Regions from separate parts of the Homo sapiens genome. Here region 2 is linked to region 1. Evidence: chromatin loops called from intact Hi-C (ENCODE). Cell type or tissue: OCI-LY7. All regions are shown on one strand. Links, peaks and the distances in the headings refer to the core of each region. The heading gives the core; the rest is flanking DNA.

Evidence for each region. Peaks named below come from ENCODE experiments on the same cell type or tissue, not always from the same donor. Only the 100,000 strongest peaks of a DNase experiment are listed, where the experiment ranks them.
Region 2: it touches region 1 in a loop (4-fold over the local background); 1 of 110 quality-filtered maps calls a loop at or near these places.

The regions. Positions count from the first base shown.
Region 1 is chr2:6,307,058-6,312,437 of GRCh38, forward strand. The region is part of intron 1 of LOC105373401 (a long non-coding RNA gene); the gene reads right to left. Among named protein-coding and RNA genes, the nearest start is that of LINC01247, 66 kb to the right of the region's middle. In OCI-LY7, for the core only: CTCF peaks have their summits at 1,698 and 1,904; DNase peaks (open chromatin) are centred at 2,144, 3,054 and 3,474; H3K4me3 peaks cover 3,431 bases; H3K27ac peaks cover 4,551 bases.
Region 2 is chr2:6,212,155-6,217,534 of GRCh38, forward strand. No RefSeq gene overlaps it. Among named protein-coding and RNA genes, the nearest start is that of LINC01247, 160 kb to the right of the region's middle. In OCI-LY7, for the core only: a CTCF peak has its summit at 2,538; a DNase peak (open chromatin) is centred at 2,527; H3K4me3 peaks cover 465 bases.

The DNA.
Region 1 (5,380 bases), core at 69-5,068:
AACCTCCGCCTCCAAGGTTCAAACAATTCTTCTGCCTCAGCCTCCCGAGTAGCTGGGATTACAGGCACCCACCACAGCGCCTGGCTAATTTTTGTATTTTTATTATTTATTTATTTATTTATTTATTTATTTATTTATTTTGAGATGGAATCTTTCTCTGTCGCCTAGGCTGAAGTGCAGTGGCCGGATCTCGGCTCACTGCAACCTCCGCCTCCCAGGTTCAAGCCATTCTCCTGCCTCAGCCTCCTGAGTAGCTGGGATTACAGGCACTTGCCACAATGCCCGGCTAATGTTTTTGTATTTTTAGTAGAGATGGGGTGTCACCATATTGGCCGGGCTGGTCTTGAACTTCTGACCTCAAGTGATCTGCCCACCTTGGTCTCCCAAAGTGCTGGGATTACAGGCGTGAGCCACCTTGCCCGGACATTTTTGTATTTTTAGTAGAGATGGGGTTTCACCATGTTGGCCAGGCTGGTCTTGAATTCCTGACCTCATAATCCACCCGCCTCGGCCTCCCAAAGTGCTGGATTACAGGCATGAGCCACCATGGCCGGCCATATAGTTATTTTTTTTAATAGCCACTTAACACAAAGAAACCACCTCTTATACCATATTAAAAGAAGACAATGAGTAGAAAACAACAAAAGCCTTGTTGAGAAACACGTGCTGTACAGTCAGGTAGATTTGCTCCTTTTACTAGCAAAGGGAGTAAATTTCAAAATAGAATGTGCAAGGTCTTCAAGCGAGAAGAAAAGAATATCTATGCATGTTTATTTTCATTTAGCAAATTAGAAAACAAATTGAGCTTTACTGGCATTTCATGTACAGATTGACAAAAGAGTATGTAGAAAAAGAATGAATAAATGTACAGTTTGGAATGTACATTTTTTCTTTTTCTCTAACTACTTGAGTTGAATAATCAAGAATGGCTGGAGGCCCTTCGTGATGCTGCCTGCCTGTGATCCCATGCTTTGGGAGGACAAGGAAGGAGGATTGTTTAAGACCAGGAGTTCAAGACCAGCTTGGGCAACAGAGCAAAAGGGCACAGTTGGAGCTGAGTGCTTACGCCACTCACAAACGTTGTAAATCCTGAGAATTGCTTTTGAGAGAAAAATAATTGTGTTTTATTCCTCATCATTCCCAAATGCATAACACAATGGCTGGTGCATTTCACCTGTTCAATCAATAAATGTGACTTATTGTTATTTTACCATGATTAGCGATGAACTATGCTATGTGCCTATTTTTTTACTTAAACCTCAGAATATTTCTGCCAAGTTATGCAATAGTATCCTGTTTTAAAGACAGAAACCAAGGGGCAGGGAGAACATACGATTTCTTCAAAGTCATGTGGCCTCTCAGCTCTAAAATTGAAGCTGAAATCTGTCCATTCAGCATGAGGTCTCCTGGTTTCTGTTCTTATCTAAATGGAACCGGAGAAGGGAAGGTCCTACCTTAGGGGAACTGAGGAATGAGGTGAGAGGGGCACAGATGTGGGCTACCTGGGGACCTTCCAAACCTCCCTGACCTTCATAAGATTGTTCTCAGGATTAAATAATAATGATTAATTTAAACAAGCATGTATTATCGCTTTTGGCCACTTACCACATGAACTGACCTATCGCTATCGGTCTTAACTTGGAACAGAGACAGCATAGAATTCAGAGACACAGACCTGGGTGAGGGCTAACTCTCTGCCCTTAACTAGCGTGGAAATACAGGTCTCCCTTTTTTCATACGTCACTAGGGGATGCTCACATTTATTTTATTGAACATTTAAGATACTTCAAAATGGTGCAAGTTCCTCATACACAGTAAATTCCTGATAAATGAAGTAGCTATTATACCACACTATTTCACTTTTTTCATGTTTCTAAGTTAAAAAATGTTCTCACCTCAGCTATAATTTTTAAAGTTTGAATCATGGAAACAGGTGAGTTATCTTATGAAAGCCAGAAACCATGTCCTAGGCAAGAATGGCCATGGCTCTTATTCAGTGTCCCTTTTTAAATGCCTTCTAACCGGATCATAGACCCAAAGGGGACCTTGGGGACCCCTGCTCCTTCTCACATCTCAGTTACAGGAAATAAGGCCAAAGGGTTTGTATTACCAGCCCAGAGTCACTCAGTGAGCTCTTGTCAGTGTCAGGACTTAACCCAGATCACTGGGCTCTTTCTTCAGATGTCTCTCCTCTGCCACCTTGACCCATCTCACCTGCCTGGTTCCTGACCCTGGATTTCATCACCTGGGTCTTTGTTCCCTGGCCACTCCTCCTCAGACTCTAGACTTTCACGGAGTCTAAGCAAAAAGACATTCATACAGTGTTGTCACCCGGGCCTTGGTTGCATCCTCTGTTTGTGGCTCCTTGTGGTGCCTCCTGACCAGTTTCCTTGTGCCTTTGCTTTATCTCTTCTGTGTTTACTTGGATTGCCAGAATGTGCAAGTCAGGAGTTCTAAGAAACAAAGTGTGTCCCCAAACCAGTCCATATAGGGTGTATTGTGGGCTACCTAAGAAACTTTTAGCATTTGGGTGGTTTCAGACATGCATATGCAAAATGCTCACAAAGACATGCAACTCACACAGCCACATGCATACAGGTGTGCCTGTACACAAAGCAAATTCTCATATGTGCATGCACACACATGGGCACACACATGTGCACGCGCTAGCACACACACACAGCTTCCAAACCGTGTCATCCATTTCGCATTGTGGCTCTGAGTGATTGGTTTGATAAAACAAAAAATACGTGGGGCCTATGTCTCGTCTGTAGACTACCTATGAGATGCAATTTCTCTGAGATTTTCAAACCGTCTGGCATCTGCAGACTTCAAAACCACTTATAGATATTATAAAACCAGCTCTGATTGTATCTTGATGATTGCTGACATTTAGTGTCTGTCAGCCTGGGGGAGGAAAAAAAAGAAAGAAAAGAAAAAAAGCTTTGCCCCACTAGGATTTCTCCAGCTGGGGCAGCTGAGGCTGTGGCTGTCAGGGGAGGCCCGTGGGACTGTCTGCTGCAATGCTCCAGTGAGTCCTTTCTGCAGCCCAGCATCTTTGGGGCCACAGAGCTCTCATTTCCCCCTCGACCACATTGGTTCTGTGTCCTTTCACACCTGACCCCTTTGACTGACAAACTGGAACAGTACCTGGGAACAAAAGGCAGTTATATAAAATCTAAAGCAGCATATTAATATTTCATTAGCAATTCTTTTCTCTCTGAGGCTGACTGACAGCTCCATCAAGATAGTGGCAAAGCTGATTTTAATTATTTTTTTTTCAACCTGCATCGCTACTCTCACTGCCTCTTCCTGCTGTAAATCAGTCAGAATGTTTTCCTTCATTATTACCACAAGCGCTCAGCAGTCTCTAATTACTCTAAAGAATTTCTTATCTTTTATTTCTAAAGCTGAGATTTTGAAGAGAAGGAGAACGAGGGAGAGAGCCATAATTAACTTTGCAGCTGTTGGTAGTCTGCCCAAGTCTAGAACCGCGGCTATCCCCCCTCCTGTCTGCTCGGCTGTTAGGGGAGACTGGGTGCAGTAATGATAGCATGCTCTTCAAAGCAGGGAGAGCCGTGTATCCAGCACACTCCCTTTGGAAATGCTCTTCAGAATGCATTTTTAATACCGAGATGATTAAAGAGCACACTCAGGAAGGCTTGGCCCACACGTGCCTAAGTGCACAGGGCTTGCATCCCTGGGAGGAGCAGTCCCGGCTGCAGGAGCCTCTGTGTACACCCAGCAGGGCGCTCCCCATCCCCAGCTAGCAGCCTGGAGACATGGCTAGGTGAGCCTCTTGCCAGAAGAAATCAGGAAGCATATTATGTAGCTTTCTGCTGGGCAGATTGTGAGACTAGGTCTCCTCCCTGGGAAACGGGTCCCATCTCCTCATGAGTGCCAAGCACAGAAAGGAGAGGGACCGTTTCAGATGACTGATGAAATATATATAATCTAACCACCCTGGAGGCATATAGCCTTGTCATTAGATATGAAAAGCTTCCTTCAGGGGATTGCATTGGCTTCCTGGTATTATGACTTACAAGGAGAGCAAGATGCAAATTGAGAGTTTTCATGATAATCGGTCTTTTCTATATTTCTCCTGCATTGAATCTCTCTCTGGCCGTCTCTTTGAGTTTTATTGTGTTGACGAATCTCAAACTGATTATTCCTTGGAAATAAGGAAATAAACAGAAACGAAGATAGGGCACACAGCATATATCTTATAAAAATATGACTTAGAGCCAGAACGCAGAGAACGTTGAGTTTTGTATTGTCTTGCGGGTGACACACTCCCAGCTGGGCAGCAGGGGTCTGTGTAAATGGAAGAGATGAGGAAAACTCTGAAATTAAGCCACGAGTTCATTCCTGAGCAGCTGTGCTATGAAATGGTTCAACACTAGCGGCCCTCTCACAGGCTAATGGGCACCTCCCTTCTGATGGGGGAGACCACCTGCACTAATGAGCCCGCGATTATGCAGCTCCTTGGATGGCTCCTATGGGCATTCCTTGTGGACAGGAGCCCCAGCTCTGATGAACGACCTGCTGAGGATTTATGATGTGGAAGGCCTCCCATCAGGGACTAGCCAAAGCCCCTCCAACTCATTCAAATCTTGATTATCAAGGGTTCAAAATGCAGTTTGTAAAGATGAGAGGCCACCTCCATCTCTCTGGTTTTCTGCTGAGCGCTTTGAGTGGGGAATCTCATGGACATGGGCTCACAGTGACACTGGGCAGGCAAGAGCAACACCTCACAGCGTGCATGTCAAGGGACACAGACATCACACATACTCAGGGGCCTTTCTGGGGGCCTCAGCTGAGAGCTGATCAAGGCTCAAGGAGCAGAGACTGTGGGAAACTGAAGTATTAAGGAGTGGGAGCTCAGAGTGCCTCGCTGCGGCACTAACCAGGCTAATGTCCTTGCAGAAAGCCCCTGGCCGCCCTCCTCCCCACTCATTCAACAAATGAGCATGATGCTCACTGCCCCGCCAATCTCACGTGATACTCCGGGAGAGAATTGAGGCAAATGCACCGGGATCTGAGAAAGGAGCAGTAACGATAAGCATCTTGTGTTTTATTTAAAGTGGAGAGTTATGTCCACTTGCATAAGTGCAACGTTTGGTCTGAATTTGCACCTGGGCTAAGGCGAGCTTGCTGCCAATAAGGCTCACTCACCCTCTGAACCAATCACCTTCTCTATTTAGAGGAAAATATATAGTTGCCATTATTCATTCCGTAGTCCACTGAATTCTTATTTAAAGAGGATCTTGTGTCTTTACTGTGGTATGATTCCTCCAAAAATCAGTTTTGATTTGGTATATAATATAGAAATACAAATTTCTCCCTCCCTACTGAATGAAGCGTCATGCCTGTAGAATCT
Region 2 (5,380 bases), core at 263-5,262, 95 kb before region 1:
AGAGCCTCATAGATGTTTCCTAAAGCAGAGACCCTCTGAAGGTGATGCATGACTATTAGAGAATCTGTGCTATAAGGAGCTTCTTGGTTTCCATTTCTGTCACATGAGGAAAAGTAAAAGCTAACAAAATCGCTCATACAAACAAATCTGTGTCACAGGCATACAGTCCTGCTAACATTTTTCTGTTAAAAGTAGGAACAAATGTAAGCTTTCTGGCATATATTTTATGTTTTGTTTAAAACACTGCACATTTTATTTTATCTTTAAATACATATATGCATATATATATTTAAAACATACACATGGACATAATAACTATTTGTAACTATATACCTATTTGTAAAAATATTATCATTGGAATTCTTTCCCTTTAATAAAACAAACGTAACTAAGCATAAGCCTCCATAAAGTGCTTATATCCAGGGATGTTGTAGGAAACTGTCTCTCCTGGGGAATAGGAGGAGCTTTGATTTGCAGCATTTGCCAATTTCTGCATTGTAAACACTCCGTCTATGGCCTGTTTCAAACTACCAATGATTTAGTGCCTGGCTCACAAAATTCCTGAATATTTAACAAGCGGCTCTTGTGAGGGCAGGAGCCCGTGGCAGGTTACCACCACCATGCTCCTTCAGCACCGCAGCAAACTTGTGGGAGGTGCTTGGGAAGCCCACCGACTAACCTTTCCTTTTAGACTGACAATCACTCTGCAAGGTCTTAAGTCAAGATATTTTCATTTTAGTTTTGTAGATTAGAATACAACATTTTCAGAAAATCTGAAGAAGATCAAGGAAAATAAAGATTGACACAAACCGTAAAAGGCATTCAAGAAATGTTTGCTGATTTGTATTACCTATGGTGTGGGTGAGAGAAAACACAGAGCTGGAACGCTTGGGTGTCAAATCCTGAAAGATGTTTGACGAGGAGAAGCAGCCCGCAGGAAAGAGGGCGTGTTTCTCTCTGGTTCTTCCCTGAGCCTGGCTAGACCTCACCTGTGCAGGAGACCTGGCTGAGGGGAGGTCTGTGCCTGTGCCATGGTCTTGGCTGGAGGCTTCACGTGCACATCCAAGCACAGAGGACTCGGTGCCTGCCAGCGGGCCGTGCCTGCCTCCCAGCAAGCTCCCACCAGCCTCAGAGAGCTCGCAGCCTAAGCCTCCATCTCATAACCAATCTCTCTTACAGTTCGAAAACTTTTCCTTTAACCTGCTATAAAGTCAAAGAAAGACTTTTATGAAGTCACCTCTCAGCTTTTCTTTCTCCAGGCTAAATAATCCATTTCCCCTAAAGTCTCCCTGGGGTCCTATTTCCCCACCCCTTCATCACTTTTGTGACTCCTATTTGAGTTCTGTTTGAGAGAAATGAAAATGAGTTTCTGGGGAAAGGCTCACCCTGACCCTGCACTGGATGGTAGAGGAAGCCGCGAGGGCAGCGCGGGCCGTTTCTTGCAGGGAAATCGCTCTTGCTTGTCCTCCCTGCGCCCAACACATCCAAACAGGACAGCCGCTCTTCTCTCCAAGCCTCTACTTTCTGCACCAAGAGAACAGGGGATGGCAGAACACAGAGGCCTTAGAAATGATCACACACGGCCGAGCTCGGTGGCTCAAGCCTATAATCCTAGCACTTTGGGAGGCCGAGGTGGGCGGATCACGAGGTCAGGAGTTTGAGGCCATCCTGGCCAACATGGTGAAACCCTGTCTTTACTAAAAATACAAAAAAATTAGCCGGGCGCGGTGGCCGGCGCCTGTAGTCCCAGCTACTCAGGAGGCTGAGGCAGGAGAATGGCGTGAACCCGGGAGGCGGAGCTTGCAGTGAGCCGAGATCGCGCCACTGCCCTCCAGCCTGGGGGACGGAGCCAGACTCTGTCTCAAAAAAAAAAAAAAAAAAAAAAAAAAAAAAGATCACACACTCATTTTACACACGAGGAGGCTGAGATTCCAAGCATTTTAATATCTGCTTGATATCAATCAAAGTCGATCATAGAGGAGAATTAGAAGCAAGATGTCCTAACAAATGTATAGTCCAGTGCTAAGTATACCGTGCAGAATAGTGGACTGTAGGTCTGCCTGAAATGAGATGATAATCATAACCACTAATATTCATATTATTCCCTACATTTTGCCTGTTTGCATGAAAACATGCTGGCAGCCAACTTTAGTCTGATTCCACACCCATCTCCAGCTCCAGGAACAGTGACCAGCACATGGTTTGCCTTCCTTATGTATTTGTTTTTGTTGGAGGGGCATAATTACCTAATTTGCTCCCCTGCACGATTTCATAAGGATGGGTATTACTGAGGAGAAAGTTGTTTTTTTTTAATTTATTTCTTTTTTACAGTGTTACTGATGGAAATAATAAATTTCAAGTAGCAGAAAACCCTCTAGAAATTGCTTCAAAGAGAAGGAATGTATCATAGGAAGTGAATGGTATCTGAAACTGAAAAAAGTGCGGTGCAGGACTGCCTCAGGGAGAGTTAGACCTAGACCAAATAAATCTTGGCTCTTCCTCTCTGTGGCCACAAGGAGACGGCTGTTCATGCGTTTCGGTGGAGCAAGTCTCAGAATGACAGCAAGAAGGACCATGTTTCGGCAGGGATTACCCCCATTGCTAGGTGATCTCAGAACGTCACCTATCCTTTCTTGATATTATTTCCCTATTTATAGTACAATTGATTTCTGTTCATCCTACCACAGACCAAATGATCTAATGCTATGAAAATACTTTCCAAAGTTTAAAATAGGATATAACATACGATTAGTTTATTACAATCATGGATTTCTCCCTCCCCAGGCTGAAAAATGCAAATCAGATCAATAATAACTGCCTTTGATCTGAAGACTTTCATTAGATTTTCACATCAAGCTCTACATCACAATGACCTGGAGTAAAATAAAACCTACTAAAAATATAAAATTAAGAAAAGAAAAGAAAATAACACATTTTCTTTTTAAATACAGACCTTAGAAGGTTTTGTGTTTTTTAAATCAGATAGAAGTGAAAAGGCACGTAATACCTTTGCTAAATTACTTGAAGGCAGTTCAAACAGGTAGAGAGTGGGCTTAGAGATTCCTGACAGGCAAATTGCTCACCTATGACACGCTTCTTACTCTGACAAAAACAAAGACTCTTTGAAAGAATTTCCATTGTCAGGTGATGTTATGTTTACTAGACCTAATCCTAAATCTTAGAAATTAGAAAGGCCTTAAATCTTGATCCTCACATGTCAAAATGTGATGAAACTATTTTAGAGAAAAACAATGTGCTTTAGCTGTAGCCTAAGGGGCAAAGCATAGGCTTGAATTCTTCAGTGTTGGTAAAATAAATACTCGGAGTAGTGGCTATTTGCATTCATGGATAACTTTATTCAATGTATCTCTTCATTCTATCTGGAATCTGAAAGCACATTATTGGTAGATAAACATTGCCATGGATCATATCAGTTGTATTGCCTTCAGTGACTCTAATAAACAGGAAATTAAAAAACTAGTACAAGTTCTGTCTTCCTTGGACATTCCTCTACTCATTCGCTCACTCGTTTGTTGAACAAACGTTACATAGTAAGCATACTGTATAAAGCAGTATGAAAGATTCTAGCATTAGGGTAGATCATGTGAATAGAATTAGCTATTTCTGATTTTCCTCCCATGGACTTTGTAGTCTTAGATAGGCAAGGTAAATCAATAGAGAAAGAGAGAGAGAGATAAAGATATAAACAGCTAAATTGCAGGTAGAATATAAAAATAACATCAGGAAAAGTTAAATATGAAATGAGAAGCATAGATTTTGCAAGTTTGGCTGAATGGAGTTAGTGTTTCAAATTGTGCGATTTCTCTTTAGAAAATTAACTTCTTAACTAAGTAATAATGCATTTGTGAACTGTTCAGTTACCGCAGTTATAGAGCAATGCTGTAAGGATTCTGTTTTTGCTAAAATACAAGACTGAACTACTAAAAATAGAAAACATGATAAATTATTGGAATATTACTTTATAAATATGCCATTTGTAACAAAAGAGTTATTTCTGCAATTTGTTGGCTTATCTGTAAAATGTAAACGTGCTCCCTATACATAACTCGGACACATTCTGAAGACGACTTAATAAATACAGTGCATTTATTCTTTCACTAATTAGATAATCATTTATTAAATACTAACTTAGTAAGAAAATGTCATTGAGCTTGAGGAACAAAAGGTTGGTGATAAACACATATATACTTACGTATAGATCAACATCAAAAACAGTTGAATTTTCATTATATAATTTGTTTCAGGTGAGAGAACTTGTGGTTATTAAAGTTCCCCTTTGTGCTTTATGAAAGTGAGATTCAGAGCTAATCAACTTGTTAACAATTGTGATTTGACTCTGAAGTCAAATGGGTTTTTCTGATGAGAAACACAAATCCTATATTCTATTAAGGGAAAAGCAGAAATATTTTCTAGATCATATGGATTTTATTTGGAGTGGAAAAAGAAGATGGATCCTGAAAACATATCTTGCAAATATTTTGCCTCGAATATTCTTTGTCTTCAGGACACTGAACTTGTCGCATTTTCTTCCTCTCTAGGCCCTTGGCAGCCTCAATATTTTTGCCCAGATTTTCTATGTGAGTAGAGTTTCGGGATTCTCTGCTTTTTCTGCACCCAGACAATATGATTTCTGCTCATTGCTACAATATTATTTACACACAGCCAGCTCACAGACCTGCATCTCTTGTTCAGGCCTTTCCACGGATCTATAAGGTTGGTGCAAAAGTAATTGTGGTTTTAGCACCACGCTAATACTTAGTATATATTCTTGAATACTTCCTAGCAGCTCAAACTAAGCCAGATGGACAGTAACCTCTTGAGTATCGCTTCTGAGGCCTGTCTTCCGCTATTCTTTCTTTCAGAGGAAGGCATCACCATTGACTGGGCCATGCAAGTCAGGATGCCTTCAGGTCATTCTTTTTCTTTTCTTTTCCTTTGAGATGGAGTCTCACTCTGTAGCCCAGGCTGGAGTGCAGTGGGGCAATCTCGGTTCACTACAACCTCCATCTCCTGGGTCCTAGTTCAAGCAATTCTCCTGCCTCAGGCTCCCGAGTAGCTGGGATTACAGGCACGCGCCACTATGCCCAACTAATATTTGTATTTTTAGTAGAGACAGGATTTCACCATGTTGGCCAGGCTGGTCTTGAACTCCTGACCTCGTGATCCGCCCACCTCGGCCTCCCAAAGTGCTGGGATTACAGGCATGAGCCACCGAGCCCTGTTGCCTTCAGGTCATTCTTAACTTCCCTCTCCCTCCTCCACCTCACAATGATAATTCCTAATCTTCTATGTACCAGGAGACAGTTCTTGGAAATTGCATGTGCATCGTTTCGTTTAATCTCCATGTTGGAGGATGCCA